Regions from separate parts of the Mus musculus genome. Here region 2 is linked to region 1. Evidence: chromatin loops called from intact Hi-C (ENCODE). Cell type or tissue: gastrocnemius. All regions are shown on one strand. Links, peaks and the distances in the headings refer to the core of each region. The heading gives the core; the rest is flanking DNA.

Region 1 (8,327 bases), core at 195-8,194:
TACAAGGCAGGTACCCCACCTCTCTGCTGGTAGGTGTCCCTCTTCTAAGACACGTGGCCCAGAATCACCATCCTGGCTAATTTGCGAGGCTGCTGCGAGGCTCTAATGAGACAGCAAATCACCACAGACAAGCCAAGTATCGCTACTCATTTCAACTGGGCTTAAGCCGGCTGATATGCAATGACAGCTTCAGGAGCCGTGCACACGCGAGGCACGTAGTAGGCTCCACACAAACGCCGGTATCCTGCTCTACTAAGGGGAAGAAGAGGGAGGAAGAAAAACACACCAGTCCAAAAGTACCCTCTAACCCCTGACTGCTGGCGTGGACTCCCCGATTTCCCGGGTCCCACCACCCTGGACGGCCAGGGATCTCCCGGCACGACCCCAGTGCACCTGAGAGCCGCGGTCCGAACCCAACGCCCACAGCGGCCACGCTCCCCTCGGACACAGCCCGCGGCCCCCCGCGGCCACCTTGCTGCTCCGAACCAGCCCTCAGCGCGCGCCGCTCCTTCCCGGGTCGCCGTCGTCTGCCCCGCGCCCGCCGAGGGTAACCAGGCTCGGGCCGCGGGGGTCCCCAAGCCGCGTCCCTCCTCACCTGCACAGCTCCGCGAAGGCCTGGAAATTGAGCTTCTTGACTTTCTTCTCGCTCAGCCAGTAGCCAACTCTCTTCCCTTTCAGGAAGGTCTGCATCTTCTTCCTCCTCGGCCCGGGAGCCTGGGTCCGGAGGAAATTGCCCACAGGCCGAGCGTGTGGGGCCGGCGCGCGCCGCGAGCGTGCGGGCACCTCCTCCGGCGGCGGCGGCGGGGACGCGGAGCGGGCTTCAGCGCGCGGTCCTACCGGGCGGGGCGGCGGGCGGGGCGGGCCGGGGCGGGGCGGCGGCTGGGGGGCGGAGGCTCAGCGCGCCGCGCCACTGGCTGGGCCCCGCGGGTGGGCGCGCCCCGCCGCCGCCCCGCCCCCTCCGCCCCGCGGGGCTCGCCCGCGCAGGGACGTGCGCCCCGCAGCACCGTGCGCCGCTCGAGGACTCTAGGGATCCCGGGCCGCCGCCCGAGACCGCACCCGAGCCTCGAGCCCGAGCTGGAGCACGCCCTCCCGCGGCGAGGGTTCGCCCGCGCGTGCCTCTCGGACGCGCGGGGACCCCCTCGGGGAGCGCGCCGCCGTGTCCCCCGCCCTTCCTGCCCCAGCGCCCGCGCACACGCCACGCACACGCGGGGCCTGGGGCAGAGCTCCCGGAGGAGGAAGCGCCGGTTACCGCCAGGGGGCGCCAATGAGTCTTAAAGGCGCCGCCGCTAGTGGCGGGGTGCTGGATGGTGGCCAGGGCAGAGTGGGGTGAGGGAGTCGTGGTGTGGGCGCCTTGTGTCTATCTTGGAGGGCGGCCAAACCACTGGGCTTCGTTGCTCCTTGGCAGCACAGCGGGGATTGCCCCCAGAGGCAATTCGTTGCAATTGTCCTGTACTATCTCCACAACTGCCCCAGGTTCACACTCTGGGGTCCCTTTCAGCGGAGGGAGAGAAGCAGCCAGAGTGCACATAGCATCTTCAGGAGAGCCTTTTCTTTGCTAGGTGAAGGGACGTAGCTCGGCGTCTGACTTAGTGCTTTGGATCCTCTGAGCCACCTGCTCTACCCCGGCCTATGGGACAGTACTTAGCATTCCAGCCATCTCCAGCCTATGCTTTAGGCATTGGGAGGAGAAATTGGAGGCTCTCCCCAGACACAGACAGGGAAAAAAAAATGGGTTCCCGTGTGTAAAGAAAGACATTTTATCTGGCTTTGGAAATAAAGACAATTTTTGAAGATCTGAGATGAGAAAAGGCTTGAAGAAATGAAAGCTGTTAGTAAAGTGACAGAAACGGGCCTTGACCAGACTTGAGGAGTTACACCAAGTCCCTTTTTCCGGCTTAGATCCTGACCTTGGGCAGTGTCCTTGGTCCCCCTTGGTTCAGTTTTAGCAAGAAACCTCCTGAGTCAGAAAAGTTCGCCATCCCTGGTATCAGATCACTGCGGCCTGTCTGCAGTAAGAATGCTGTCAAGTGGGGCTGCTGAGATGGCTCAGCTGGTAAGGGTACTTGTGGCCAAACCTGACAACGAGAGTTCTATTCTCCACAGCGTAGATGGAGAGAACTAAGTCCATGTTTTCCTTTGACTGACACTCATGCTGTGGCATATACACACACAAATAAATAAATGTAAATAATAATAATAATCCTGTCAAGTAAATTGAGCCAGAATCCCAGGAGCCCTGGTGGTTTTGCTCAGAAATTCTCCACCCACAGATGTTCCACTCTGCTCCTTGGCAGTGACTTCCCATCTTTCCTTGTTGCCAGAGTGGAGCTCAGTTGCTCCCCTACTGTGGAGCCTGGGTGCTTCTTTAAATAAGATCTAGTGAGTTTAATTTTTCTTTAATTGGAGAAAAGGATGGAAGAGGATTAGAGAACCCACATGGCTCTGGAAAGCAGGGACTTTGTATCCTGGACCATGGAAGCCAGAAGACAAAGTGTAACTGCACCCATTCAGCTCTGTGCCTGAGGAAGATCGCTTCTGTGGAACATCATGGCCAACCTAGAACTGAGAGAAGAAATGGGGACCGGAAGTCCAAGAAGGTGAAAAGAAAGGGGTTAGGGAGCAGACGATGGCCAGTGCCTCACTGCTGAAGTCAACAGTAGAAATTCCCACACCCTGGCACAGGCTGTGGGTTTCTCTGGAGTTGTGTGTCTGGGTGGTTCAGGATCCCTGCTGGAGTTCCTTCCTTCCTTCCACACAAGCAGGGAACCCAGGGTGTGGCGGGGTAGTGCCGGCCTTGTAGTCCCAAGATGAGTAAGGCAGAGACATACAAACCATTGAGTCCTGGAGCATGTGATGAGAGCCATGTGAGTCCTGCCTCTGAGTGACTTGAGACTATGACATTGAAAGACAAGTAGGAGTTTGGGGTTAGGGGCACCTGTCTAGATGAAAGCTGAGAGAGTTCAGAGGGTGAAAGGGCAGGAAGGGTAGACTATGAGCCAAGGAGAAGAGCGGGATAACCAAAGGGATGTGGGGGGAAGACTAGGGGGCTGGCTGGTGACTGAGACAAGTTATTCTGTTGCTTTCATCTGTAAATTGGGCAGGAAATGCTCCACCTGGAGTTTCCCAGAGGACGGAACACGCTAGTCAGGACCTCGCCTTCAGGGCAAGTGAGTTCAAGGTCCGAGAAGTTCCGGGGCTCACCGAAAATCCTTCAAGACCCAGCCTCAGGGCTTGTTGTATTCTGATCACTTTGGAACGGAAGTGATCAAGGACCCACTGACTGCTGGGTAACTTAGCAAGTCCCTACCTAGCCTTTAGTGCCTTGGATCCTCTGTTCTAACTGAAGAGAAGGTTGTGTTTGTGCAAAAGCACTTCAGGATACAGAAGACTGATGGTTGTGCTGTCTAAAAATGTGCTTAAAAAAAAAAAAGACCCCTAGTCTATCTCTTCTCAGCCTCCTCCACCCTCCATGTGGGAAAGAGGATGTTGGGCTAGAAGCACAGAGATAAAGATTTGAACAGGTACCTGAGGTAGACACCATAAGGAGGTGATATTTGAACAAAAGTTCAGCAAGGGGAGTGGGCATGTCACACAGATACCTGACTGAGGTGAGGCTGAGGAACAGCAAGAACTTGGGTCTGATGTCAGCAAGGGGCAGTGAAGAGGTAGGCTGGAACAGAAAGAGCTGAGGAGAATATGGCGGGGGTTGGGGGGTGCCAAATCACAGAGGGCACCTCTTAATGTAAAGGAAGTCTCATGATTGACAACGGGACCTTGCCTGGTTTTACTCAGATCACCTGGCTACTGTCTTGAGACCCTGTCAGGGAAGCAAGAATAGGGGAGAGAGAAAAACAGGAGGTTCCTGCGGCAACCCAGGCCAGTGATGACTATGGTGAAGCTGGGAAGGTAGTGAGGCACGACCAGGCTCAGGGAAGAGCTGGAAGTGAAAGCCAGTGGTGTCGGCTATGAGCAGTACGTGCAACTGCAAACGAAAGAGAAGGCATACGTGTTCTGGATCCCGGCCTGAATGACTGCAGAATGGAGTCACCAAGTATGTAAGACAGGGAAACAAAAGGAGGCACCGGTTTGGGGCCTCAAGTCAGGAGTTCTACCAGCTATTCAGTGGAGAGAGCCGGCACGAAAGCCATCCGATGAAAGAGGCTGTAGTTCGGCCCGTGACTCAGGCTGGAGATAACATCGAGACGGGTGGCGTGAGTGTTGAGATGTTACTTGGAGCCACAAGACTGGATGAGATCACCTAGGGTGTAAGAGCAAGCAGAGGAAAGGTCAAGGATGGAGCCGAGGCACGGTTCAGAGGCCAAGAGGAACGGAGGAACCAGCAAAGCAATGAAGAAATAAAAGGAGAGCTGAGAGAGAACTGGGTGCAGCCCAGGCAGCCACTGCTGGCAGAAGGGGGCCACCAGCTGGAGAGCAAAGGGACTGAGGGTGACCCTGGAGCTTAGGGCAGGAGGGCTAGTGTGACACTTGGAAGGGCAGGTATCAAAGTATCTCTCAGATATGGGATTTCAAAAAGGAAAAACCTGGGGCTGGAGAGATGGCTCGGTGATTAAGAGTGCTGGCTGCTCTTCCAGAGGACCGAATTTAATTCCCAGGACCCACATGGCAGCTCACAGCTGTCTGTAACTCTAACTCCAGGGTTTCTGACACGCTCACACAGGCATACAGGGAGGCAAAACACCAATGCATGTAAAATAAACATTAAAAAAAAAAAGAAGAAGAAGAAGAAAGAAAAACTTGCCAGGCATGGTGGTGCACACATTTAATCCCAGCCTGGTCTACAAAGCAAATTCTATGATAGCCATGGCTACACTGAGAAACCCTGTCTCTAAAAACCAAAAAGAAAAAAGAAAAGAAAAGAAAACCATCGAGTATAATAGAAAGTCTGAGAGGCTTTCTATAGAAAAATGGAAGAGGGGCTGGTGAGATGGCTCAGTGGGTAAGAGCACCCGACTGCTCTTCTGAAGGTCCAAAGTTCAAATCCCAGCAACCACATGGTGGCTCACAACCACCCGTAATGAGATCTGATGCCCTCTTCTGGTTCGTCTGAAGACAGCTACAGTGTAATTACATATGATAAATAAATAAATAAACCTTTAAAAAAAAAAGAAAAAGAAAAATGGAAGAAAGAGATGTAAGAGATGGCTCCATTGTAAAGTGCTTGCCCCACAAGCATGAAACTCTGAGTTCTACCCCCAAAACCCACAGGAAAAAAAAAAAAAAGGAGCCGGGCAGTGGTGGCGCACGCCTTTAATCCCAGTACTTGGGAGGCAAAGGCAGGCAGATTTCTGAGTTTGAGGCCAGCCTGGTCTACAGAGTGAGTTCCAGGACAGCCAGGGCTACACAGAGAAACCCTGTCTCAAAAAACCAAAACCAAACAAACAAGGTGTAGTAGTGAAACTTATGTGTAATCCCAGCACCAGGGAGGCAGAGGCAAGCGGCACCTGAGGCTCACTGGCCGCCAGCCCACCTAGCCTAACTTGGGAGCTCTGGCTTAATAAGAGAACCTGTCTCAAAGAATTTCGATGGGGTTTTGAAAAGTCTGGTGGTGGCCTCCACACTCACAAGCATGCCTGCACACGAGGGCACACACACAGTTGCACACACATACACACACACACACCCTGAGTTTTTCTCAGGGAAATGTGAACCCTGATATTTTTATGTGACCAGAGATAGTGTCATTTCTGAAACAACACATGAGAATACAGACTGGGGTGAGAGGACTCTGGTTTTTCACTTAATATTTATTGAACTATTAAAATATTTTGGAGGGCAGGGACGATGACTTAGTGGGTAAAGTTCTTGGCTTGTAGCCAAGATCAGATCCCAAACATCCATAAAAGAGTGGGGTGTGGGAAGGGGCATCTGTAACCCCAGCTTTCAGGGGGGAAGACAGGGGAATGCCTGGAGTTTGATTGACAGCAAGACTAGCCAATTGGTGAGCTCTAGGTTCAGTGATGATGCTCGGCCTCAAAGAAACAGAATGAGAAAGAGGCCATCTAGCACTGACTCAGGCCTACACACACACACACACGCACACGCACACGCACACATGAACATGCACATACACTGCATACACACAAATATATGAGTAAATAAAAGGTCATTTTTCATCATATGGTACTATATGTCAGAAACAGTTATAGCAAGGGGGAAACACAGGGTTATCACAGAACAGGAAAGTCTGTCGAGGACTGTCTACAGTGTGAGTTCAGGGCATAGCTACTCTGCAGAACGACTGTTGACAGAAAGAGAAGTATCTGAAGCACCCACGTGGGTGCTTCTATATCTTTTTCCTTTAAAATTTATTTTATTTTGCTTTGTGTGTAGGTGTGAGGGTTCTGCTCACATGTACATCTGTCTACCACATGTGTGCCTGCTGTCCACAGAGGCCAGATGAGGGCATCAGATCCTCTAGAAATGAAGTTACAGACTGCAATGTACGTGATAGGCATCACCCCCAGGTCCCCTGGAAGAATAGTCATTGCTCTTAGCAACTGAGCTGTCTTCTCCAGCCACTCCCACCTTTTTCCCCCAAAGATTTTACTTTTAGTTATGTGCCTGTTGTGTGGAGGGATAGGTGTTGTAGTTATGAAAACCAGAAAAGGGCACTGGACTCCCTAAACTGGAACTGTGGCTCGTTATGGGAGACAGGAACTGACCCTGAGTCCTCTGTAGGAACAGCACGTGCTCCTAACAGCTGAGCCATCTCTCCAGTCCCCATGCCTGTAAACATTATAAATAATTCCTTACCATCATGTAGACCTTAATTGATATCACTGTGGTTTGAGCTGGTCCCAGTGTGAGGTTGACTCTTTAAGGGGCAGAGCCTGGTGGAAAGTGACTAGGTCACTGGGGTGCTGACCTCTGAAGAGATTAAGTCGTTTTCACTTGACCCTGGTTGGTTTCCATAGGAACTGGCTGTACAGAAGGCACAACCCTGGCCCTGAACATCTCCTGCTTCCTCTCTTCCCATGCTGCCTCCCCCTCCTACCCGGGCTCCCACCATGGTGCCATCTGCCACATTGTGATGAAGCCAGAAGTCATTTGCCAAAGCCAGGTAGAGGCCAGTGCCACGCCGTGCCATGCTTCTGGACCTCTGAAGGTATGAATCAAATAAATATCTTTCCTGATAAAGTGCCCAGCCTCAGATATTTTGTAATAGTGACAGAAAATGGATGGATATATCAAACATCCCTCCTTGCCTTGAAAAGTTCTCATTACAACTGGTTCGTGCAATCCAGGACCCAAAGCTGTCCCTCTGCGGCTCCTGTCGATTTCCTCTGATTGAAACCAGTTCTCCTTGGGAAAGAGATCGAATTGACTGTAGTGGGGAAGGTGTGTCCTGATTGGCCTGACTGGTGTTTGCTGGCTCCTCTGTCCCCAGTGCTTGCTGCAAGTTGGAAGTTGGATAAAGTCTTAGTTAGGAACAAGTTAAATGCTTCTGGCTGGAAGGCAACGCAGACAGTATGATGTCTGCCAGGGGATGCATGAGGTCTGGTCATGCTTAGATATTTCCGTGCATGGTTCTGGAAGGCCAATCCAGAGTCTTTACCACCGAGCTTCCTGCCTGGCCCCACTCTAAGGTATTTACATATGTAGCCATCCCATAACCACAGTTCCCAGTCCCGAGCTGGCTTTCTCTGTTCTTCCTCCCACACCAAGCACACCTCTTCTCTGAATGGAAGGAGGTCAACCCTGTTCAAAGGTCACAGATGATTTGTTTTCTTTCGGACAGGTCACACTGTGGTATCCGTGAGATGCAGTCACTATACTCTCATTTCCACAAATTAGTCACACTTTTCTTTTTTTACATTTTTTAAAAGATTTGTTTAATTTATTTATATGAGTATACTATAGCTGTCTTCAGACACACACCAGAAGAGGGCATCAGATTGCATTACAGATGGCTGTGAGCAACCATGTGTGCTGGGAATTGAACTCAGGACCTCTGAAAGAGCAGTCAGTGCTCTTAACCACTGAGCCATCTCTCCAGTCCTTAAAGTTTTTTTAGATTCTTAAATTTTATATGTTAGTGTTTTGCCCCTACCTAAACACACACACGCATACACACACACCATGTGCATGCCTGAAAAAGCCACCAGATCCCCTGAACAGAAGTTACTGATGGTCAAGAGCCATCATGTTGGTGGTGGGAATCAAACCTGAGACCTCCACAAGAACAGGAAGTGCTTTAAACCATTAAGCCACCTCTCCAGCCACGTGTGTCACAGATCTTGCTAATGATCCTGATAGACAATGTTGCCTAAATCATCGATTTCCTTGAAGGTAGCAAGACAGGGCAG
Region 2 (8,327 bases), core at 20-8,019, 130 kb before region 1:
CAGAGACTTTTGAAAACTGTCCTCTGAGCTCCACACACAAAAATGAATGAATAGATTTATTTAAAAATTCTCAAATGGTTAAACATAGAATACCTTAGGACCCAGATAGATAAGTCTATTAGGGGTTTAAAAAGGGCACTCAAAGAGACCTTGGGGCACCAATGGTAACTGTAGTGATCTTCCAATGGCCAAATGTTCCAGATGGTTCCAGACAAATGGGAAAGCTGTAGCTTATCCACACAAAGAAACATGAATTGTCCATAAAAAGGACTCAAGTTCTTCCATGCACGGTGCCGAGGGTCGGGAGTCAGCTGGGGAGCGAAGTGTTGAAGATACGGCTTATGTAGACCGCCCAGCACAGTCTGAGATCATGTAGGTGGAGGTCAGACTCAAGGTGGCCAGGGGCTGGGGCGGGAGGAACAGGGATCGGGTGTTCATGGAAACAGGGGAGGAAAATATTTTGGAATTGGATAGAGGTGTGTCAACAGGACACTGAGTGTGTGACTGCTGCTATTAAATTGTTCACTGTAGGAGCTGGGCAGATGGCTCAGCAGTTTAGAGGACCGGTTACTCTTACAGAGGACCTGGACTTGACAGTATTCACATGGGATCTGATGCCCTCTTCTGACCTCTGCAGGCACAGCATGCATATAGTGCACAGACATGCAGGCCAAACACTCACATGCATACAAAAAAAATTAAATCTTAAAAAAAAAATACTTAAAATAGCCAATTTTACACAGGTAGATTTTTATCTCAATTTAAAAAGCCCAGAAAATGCTGGGTGTGGTGGTGTAAATCCCAGTATTTGGGGGCAGGAGCACGATTTACATAGAGAGTTCCACACCAGCCAAGCTACAAAGTGAGATCCTATCTCAAAACAAGACAACTGTACAACTCAGACACAAGCTAGAGTCACTGGAGAGGGAAGCTCAACTGAGCAAGTGTCTCCGTAAGACTGGACTGTGGGCCAGCCTGTAGGGCATTTTCTTAATCAGTGATAGATGGGGGAGGGCCCAGCCCATTGTGGGTGGTGCCACCCCCAGGCTGACAGTTCTGGGTTTTACAAGAAAGCAGGCTGAAGAAGCCATGAGGAGCAAGGCAGTGAGCAGCTTCCCTCCACTGCTGCTGCATCAGCTCTGCCTCAGGTTCCGGTCCTGATTTCCTTTCAAAATGAACTGTGATGTGGAAGCATAAACCAAGTTAAGTCCTTTCTTCTCCAAGCCACTTTGGTCATGGTGTCTCACCGCAGCAACAGTAACCCTAACTAACTAGGACAACAACCAAATAAAAAAGCGCTGGTCACTAATAAAAAGACCTTAATATAGACATGTGTTGAGCAGGGACCGACACACGGACCCACCTATGTCCTGCTGCTCAGGCTATACCCACAGCTCTGTGAACAGCAGGGCCCCTCCATTTGAAACCCTGCTATCCCGTGCCTGACCTAGGGAAAGTATTTCCTGGGGTGGGGGTGAGGGGCAGCCACCACCTGGCTACAGTGGGCACTCAGCCCTGCCTGAGCTTCCTGGTCACTTGGGTCAGTGGCTTGGCCCAGCCCAGAGTCCCAAACCAAATCAGAGACTAGCCTTGGCCTTCCTGCATCCACTATGTGTCCCTGATCTGTCAAGTGGCCCTCCTGGACCTTGCTTTTCCACCCCAGTGAATAAGCTAATAAAAATACCTAGGCCGTGAGGCTCCGGTAAGGAAGGACTGCTGAGCGGATAGCTGAGGCTCGTGGCGCAGTGCCTGGGAGCAAGGCAGTACTCATCATTGCCTGTTATGGAGCCCCGTGACACGCTGTTTATAAAAGCACCTTCTTAGCTCAGCTAAAGAATCTCAGAAGTCCTTCTGAAGCCATTTGATTATCCAAAACCAAACAGCCAGTCTAGTACTAGACAAAGGCAGAGAGATGGCCCCATGGACCCAAGCCAATTGAGCTGTGGGGTTCTAGGACAGGAGGAAGAATCGAGCTGGTGTGCCTGTGGACTGACCTGGTGACCCTCGACCTCTATTGCAGCTGACACTAATCACAATACAGGTGTGTACATGTCAGACGCAGACATTCCTAGTGACTCATGAGAGAGATGAAGGAACCCAGGCTCAGGGAGGTGATGTGACTCAGGTCAGACCTCAGGTCAGACCACAGCAGAGAACTCTGCTTCCTCACTATGGCAGTGCTGGGGATAGATGTGTGTGTGTGTGTGTGTGTGTGTGTGTGTGTGTGTATTTGCCACTGAGCTACCCACTGGGAGCTATGCTCAATAATCCCATGAACACCTTTCACCCTCTCAATGGTGAAAGGTGTTCATGGTCTAAAAGCTTAGGGAGAAGCGAGGCCCATTTTCAAAGGCATTGTCTAGGGATGAGGCGGGCCTTCAAGGTTACTGGGTGTCCCTGCATGGCACTCCTTGGGGCAGGAGTGGGGCATGCTCTGGCCACTGGTTCCTAGGAATAGAATCGACTTCCAGTTCAGCTTGCCGGCATCCTGGAGTGTGATGTCCCCAGGGACAAAGGCTGTGTGTGCCGTTCTGCACCACAAGACGTCAGCTCTGAAGGGCTCGGTGTGGTAGTGGAAATATGGGGTACCTGAAGGCCTCAGGTGTGGGGAGGGACCTTGTGGTGTAGTAGACTCTCTCCATTCCTCAGAAGAAGAAGCAGGCCAATAGGCAATGATTCAAGAAGGGAGACTTCCCAGCCTTAAAGCATCCCTCTGGCACTGGCTGGTAATAGTCTCAGTGCTCAGCAGTGCTCTACCACGCAAGAACACCGACAGGGACAGCCTCTCGGGAAGCCTGTGTAAGGCCAACTCCCTCTTGCCACCAGATGAGCTGGATTCCCAGGGGCCTAGTGGGAGGGGGCAGGACGCCAGTGATTCTGACATGAGGAGAAGAAAGCCTTCCCACATACACGGCTCTGCTTGTATTTCTCAGGGTGCATAGCCAGCTCTGTGAGAGTCTGCTTGAGATGTGGTGGTCTGGGCGGATGAGGTGGCTCAGTGTGTCAAAGTCTTGAGAGCTGAGTTCCTTTCACAGAACACACATACAGGTGGGGTGGGAAGAACCATAAACTCCACAAAGTGGTCCCCTGACTTTCACGCACGCACACGAACACACAGTAATTAAAAGTTAAACAAGCCTGATGGTCCAAGGCTTCCCTATTTGTTCTAGGGGGACGACATCAATCTAGATCCCAAGGGACAGTGCTATCTTTCCAGGTCCTGTCAAAGCCACGCTTTATCTCTTGGCTCACAGTGGCATCTTCAAAGGAAGCGCAAACAAGGAACTAGCCACGCTGGTGGCGCACACCTTTAATCCCAGCGCTCAGGAGGCAGAGGCAGGTGGATCTGTGACTCTGAGGCCAGCCAGAGCCACACAAGAAAGGAACTGCCGTGCTGCTGAGGTCAGAGGTCAGGCACCCGAGGCCAGGCCAAGGGCCTGGAACCAGGTTAGGTACAAGACAATGGCAGCTTCTGTCGTTGAGTATAATCAGGAGAGATAGAAGGACCTACTCTGAGCTCCCAGAACACATGACTCCCCCATGGAGAGCTGAAGCCAGACTTCTGTGGGGAACAGAAGGCTGTAGCCCAAGGCACTTTTTGCTACTATCAAGGAAGGAAATTTCTAGAAGACTCTCAACTTTGTAATCAGAGAGGTGAGGGTAATCCCTGCTTGCCTCTGTATGAACTCGGTCTGTGTTGTCCTTTCTCTAAGCTGGTTGCCCTTTCTGTAAAGCTGCATGAGATAAGGCCGCCAAGCACCCCCCACTAAGCCTGACATACTGATGTTCCAGCCATGATGGCAAGAGGGAGGCTGCTCCAGAGGCAAGCTGACTCACTGAAAGTGGTCCTCACCAGGTCCTAAGTGCTCCCTTCCAGACACATACAAGACCATGAAGCCCACTGATATGATTGTGTGGGCCCTTCTAAACAGCTCAGCTAGAACCCCTTGACAGGCTGCCGTGGACGACAGACATACCTCAGTGAGGACTGATGAAGACTCCGGCTTTGACACATTGTGGCTGTTGAAGAAGATGGACTCACGATCTGAAAAAAACAGAAGTCACAGGGTGAATCAGACCAGGAGACAGCAATGCCAACACCAGGGGGCAGCACCACCCCAGTCACGCTCTGGGTGGCCTCTGGCTCAGCCCTGGGTTCTTGGGAGCTAGGCTCCCACATCACATAGAGATGTGCATCCATCAGGATCCCGGCTTCAATTTGTCCTCCCACATAAAAATGAGTGGTTTACTGGGGCACCCTCACTACCATTGTATGGCACTATGTATGGGTTTCCTTAGCACCTAAGGCTGGGCCGGTCATAAGTATGAACAGGAGGCTGGGAAGAGAAGGGCAACGGAGGTGAAGACATAGTGCACCCAGATATCAAAGGTCTGGAGTGCCCTGAGAGAAGAAGCCTACCAAAAGCCATTTGGGCCAGGTAACCCCAATCAAGTGGCCACTCATATGTAAGCTGAACAGACAAAAGGTTCCCAACTACTTAATAGGAACCCGAGCAAGGCTTCCACAGGCTCACCCAGGAAAGCCTTGCAATGCCCCAGTCTCCTCTACACCACATGGCTGATCTGCTGCTGCCCACAATCCCTCAGCCCCCTGGACGCCAGAGAGGCAGCTCAGTCCCAGGAATGTGATGGAGCGTCCATTTATTCCCCTTGTACGAATGTCCTTGAGGTGTAAGCCATGATTGCTCTGGGGAGATGTAAGCTTGGCTGCACAGTTTGCAATGTTCTCAAGCACTTGGAAGCATGGACACGCTAGGGCGAGAATCACAAAACCACAAGCCTAGGGGTTGAGATCTGGCCATTACCCCCTCATAGCCCCACTCCCACCAAGAATAGCACAGGGCCAATCTGGGCTGGAAGCCCCCCCAAGGGGGTCCTGACAACCCTTGCTCAAATTCTTGCAAAAGAGGTGTCATGGATCCCCCACCCTGCAGGACATGGTGATCATCCCTGGGACCCAGGCCCCCGAGCACTAGGACAGGTTGAACACGGGCTGAGGGCGTGTGTGCCAGGGCTCAGGTGCCTGTTGTGGCTGCCATGACCCCCCAGCAGCCCCATGACTCTACGGCGCCATAAAAATCATGCACAAGGAAGTGATTCAGGCAGAGCCAAGCAGGCAGGCGCTGAAGTACCTGGCATCCTTCCCGCTAGTGGGGCACAGAGGCCCCTGGCCACCCCGGTGTGCCCGACAGTCCTCCCGCTGCTCCGACCAGAGCCAGTCCAGACAGGGGGCATGAGAGATGGTCCTGGGGAGGAGCCTGGGAAAAATAAACACCCTGCGGGACTTGTGTCAAGCACGCCCACTGGTCCCTGCTCTCGGGCACAGGTGAACCTTCAGGAATGGCGGGCAGAGCCTGACAGACCAAGAGGCTGGACCAGGGCTTCGTCACTTAGGATGGCTCTCTGGCCTTCCATAGGCATTGCCAACCTTCTCCTGGAGCGTCCTGAACTCGGGGTACCTCCCACCCAAGCCTCTATAGGTCCCCAAGAGCAAAGGCGGAAAGAGCAGAGCAGGCCTGAGGTGTGAGGACAGGAGCAGGTAGACACAGTAATGCTCAAGGAGTGTGGGAAGCCTGTGGGAGCCTGCACGAAGCACACAGAGGCTTGGCTGGTGCTAGGAAGGGACGGCACCGGAGACTTGTGATGTCTGTTTCACTGGACAGATCATATAGACTGATCAAATGTACAGATAGCTCAAAGGAAAACTGCCCTCTACTCTGACTGCTACTGCTGGCCGGGGGCACTCTGGCCTAAGGACCACTAAGCAAGAGATGCCCCCGGTGAAGGCACCTCTGCACAACCAGGATGCAGGGAGTGAGCAGCTTCCAGTCATGCCTGTCAGCAAGAGACTGAGAGGAGTTGAGATGGGTCAGAGGTGTCTAGCCCCAGCAAAGAGTGCTGGAGCCTGGCTCCTTAGGAAGCTTTGAGATAGTTGGTTCTGGTGGGGCCTGGGCCTTGCTCTCTACCCTTAGCAGCAATGTTCTTGCTCCCAGGAGCGCTGATATTTGGGAGCCTAGCCACTGAGTGCTCCTGGACTAGTCCCCCAAACACTTAGCTTGGGGGCCACCTCAAACTCCCAATGAGAATGGGAGGCCAAGGTGATGGTCACCGGGTGGTTTTGCTCTCAGGGAGACAAAACAGACTCAAAGGGAGGGTGAATAACCAGACTGGCTCAGGCATCTCAACAATGTAGACTATGACCTGCTGCTTTCAGCCTTCATGTTTGGTCTCCTGTCTTTCCCCATGGTGTAAGCCACCATCCTGTCATTGAATGCGACTCTGCAGAGGTGCCTGTACCTGCCACTGCCCTGCTTAGTCTTTCTCACACACCCTTCCATCTGGTGTCCTAGCACTTGCCTATATGTCCCCTGAAGTGCTCATCTCCAATAAAACGGATCCTCCAGTTATGTCTCTCCCATATGTTGTTATTCCTCACGGGAACACACATTGCTAATAAACCTGCCTGCCTGGCTCCTGGCTGGCCCTCTGGCATGGCGAGTCTATGGCATGTTCAATAAAAGCAGCATCATATGACTTTAGGTGTCCTGGTGTCAGCTCAGTATAAACTACAGACTGTAAGCCAGGCTACCTGTATCTGCAGTCTTCTTGGAGAGCACAGAGCATGGCCCCACCCACTCATTTGCATACCACAGTCACCCTGCAATAGCATCAAAGGACTGGGACAACCCTGGAGATGCTTATTATCCTTTCAAATAAATAAGAGGCACGGGTCTTATGCACCCTTAGGACCTGGAGGGAGGGGGAGTAGAGTCCTTACACAAAGCTAGGAGCCCAAGGCAATGTGGCTTCAGGGTCAAGGTACAGGATGAAAGAGAAACAGGAAGAAGATGCAGACAGCTACCTAGAACTGTGGCTTTCAACCCTTTAATCTAATTCTTCATGCTGTGATGACCTCAACCATAAAATTATTTTCACTGCTACTGCCAAACTGTAACTTCTGTTATGAATCATAATTTAAATATCTGATATGCACGATGTCTTGAGAATCACAGACCTAAGACAGAGAACATAAGCACACCGTATCCCTAGTGGCTGGCACAAGCGGATGCTGGCTCCCTTAGTAAACTCCCTGGGTTCCAGTCCAGGTACCTACCCTGTAAGGTACCAGGGGCTATATAAGTCACACACTGACTTTGGACCTTGACATGCAAAGGACAGAAATGCACATGAGAATCAGAGAAAAATGGTAGCTATGGAGTGAAAGGGTCCTTGTCTATCTGTAGCCCACGTCCAGAACAACCCCAAGGCAGGAGACCTATCTCCCAGGGTGCACATGGAAGCTGAGGGCCCTGCCACATGGAGGGCGGGGGCCGCAAGGTTGAGTGGGCTCTGGAAAGAATCCTCAAAGCCCCTTTCCAACTAGTCAGGAGAAAGGGCTGTTGAAGCCTGAGGTCGTCTTGGTCAGGCTAGGAACGTGCAGGCCGAAGCTGGAACTGTGCCACTTCCCGATCAGACAGGCCCACTCAAAGTCACTCTGATTCCCAGCCCACCTCCAAATGTTATGCCTCAGGGTACTTCGTGGCCTAGAAACGGTCACAAGAGAAGACACACTGACAGCTCCCGCCTTTATCATCCCCAGTGCCAAGGCAGAAACTGGCCTCGTGCTTTACAACCAGGAAGAAAGAGGAGGAGAGAGTGAACAAACAGGCTTTTGTGGGCGTAAGGAAGGACCCCACATTTCATTCAGAGATGAGATGATCTGGTAAGAAAGGAAAGGGAGTGTCATAAGCAAGACATGTCTGTCTGTCTGTCTGTCTGTCTCTGTGTGTGTGTTCATAGGTTCAATGGGTGTATTTTTAAAATTGGGCAAATAAATGTTTTTATAAAAACCTTAATCTCCTGTGTCCCACAGCCTGCAAGAATGTCTCTTGGTGGTACACGTGACACACCTGTCTATCACTGCCCTCGTTGCGTGGTCTCAGCTGGGTCCAGTGTCAGGATGGGACTGTCCCAAACCACCTGGTCTCAGCCAGAGAAGAAGGTTCAGAGCAGAGAGCTGAAGACGCTGTAACCAGCCCTACAGGGATGAGGGCAGGAAGTCCTGGCAACAGAGCCTTCTGGGGCCTCGAGGAAGGCTCTGCTTGCTCAGCTGGGGCTGGCGGATGCTTAGGATAGCTCTTTCCTCTCAGGCGGAGACAAGCCTCACCTCACGGGGAATCTAGTATCCAAGAACCCCCCAGGGAGACTGAGCTATGCTCTTTCTAAAGGCATGGCTGTGACCCACAAAGCTCTGGAACTTGCCTAAGAGGGGCCTTCCGGATTGCTAGAACATTCTTTTGAGCAGC

Evidence for each region. A loop is a pair of places that touch in the nucleus more often than their neighbours do. Peaks named below come from ENCODE experiments on the same cell type or tissue, not always from the same donor. Only the 100,000 strongest peaks of a DNase experiment are listed, where the experiment ranks them.
Region 2: a loop joins it to region 1, with 6 times the contacts of the local background. A loop is called at or near these places in 26 of 42 quality-filtered maps.

The regions. Positions count from the first base shown.
Region 1 is chr12:102,704,127-102,712,453 of GRCm38, forward strand. It overlaps Itpk1 (inositol 1,3,4-triphosphate 5/6 kinase), which reads right to left and starts at 743. Exons shown (of 10, transcript NM_172584.3): 1 at 596-743. The coding sequence starts at 690. It overlaps Gm30296 (a long non-coding RNA gene), which reads left to right and starts at 6,649. Exons shown (of 4, transcript XR_001780676.2): 1 at 6,649-7,126. In gastrocnemius, for the core only: a CTCF peak has its summit at 4,421; DNase peaks (open chromatin) are centred at 510, 842, 1,281 and 7,035; H3K4me3 peaks cover 1,616 bases; H3K27ac peaks cover 2,052 bases.
Region 2 is chr12:102,575,128-102,583,454 of GRCm38, forward strand. It overlaps Itpk1 (inositol 1,3,4-triphosphate 5/6 kinase), which reads right to left. Exons shown (of 10, transcript NM_172584.3): 8 at 3,978-4,045. Among named protein-coding and RNA genes, the nearest start is that of Chga, 24 kb to the left of the region's middle. In gastrocnemius, for the core only: CTCF peaks have their summits at 635 (motif pointing left) and 4,105 (motif pointing right); DNase peaks (open chromatin) are centred at 592, 4,114, 5,141 and 7,498.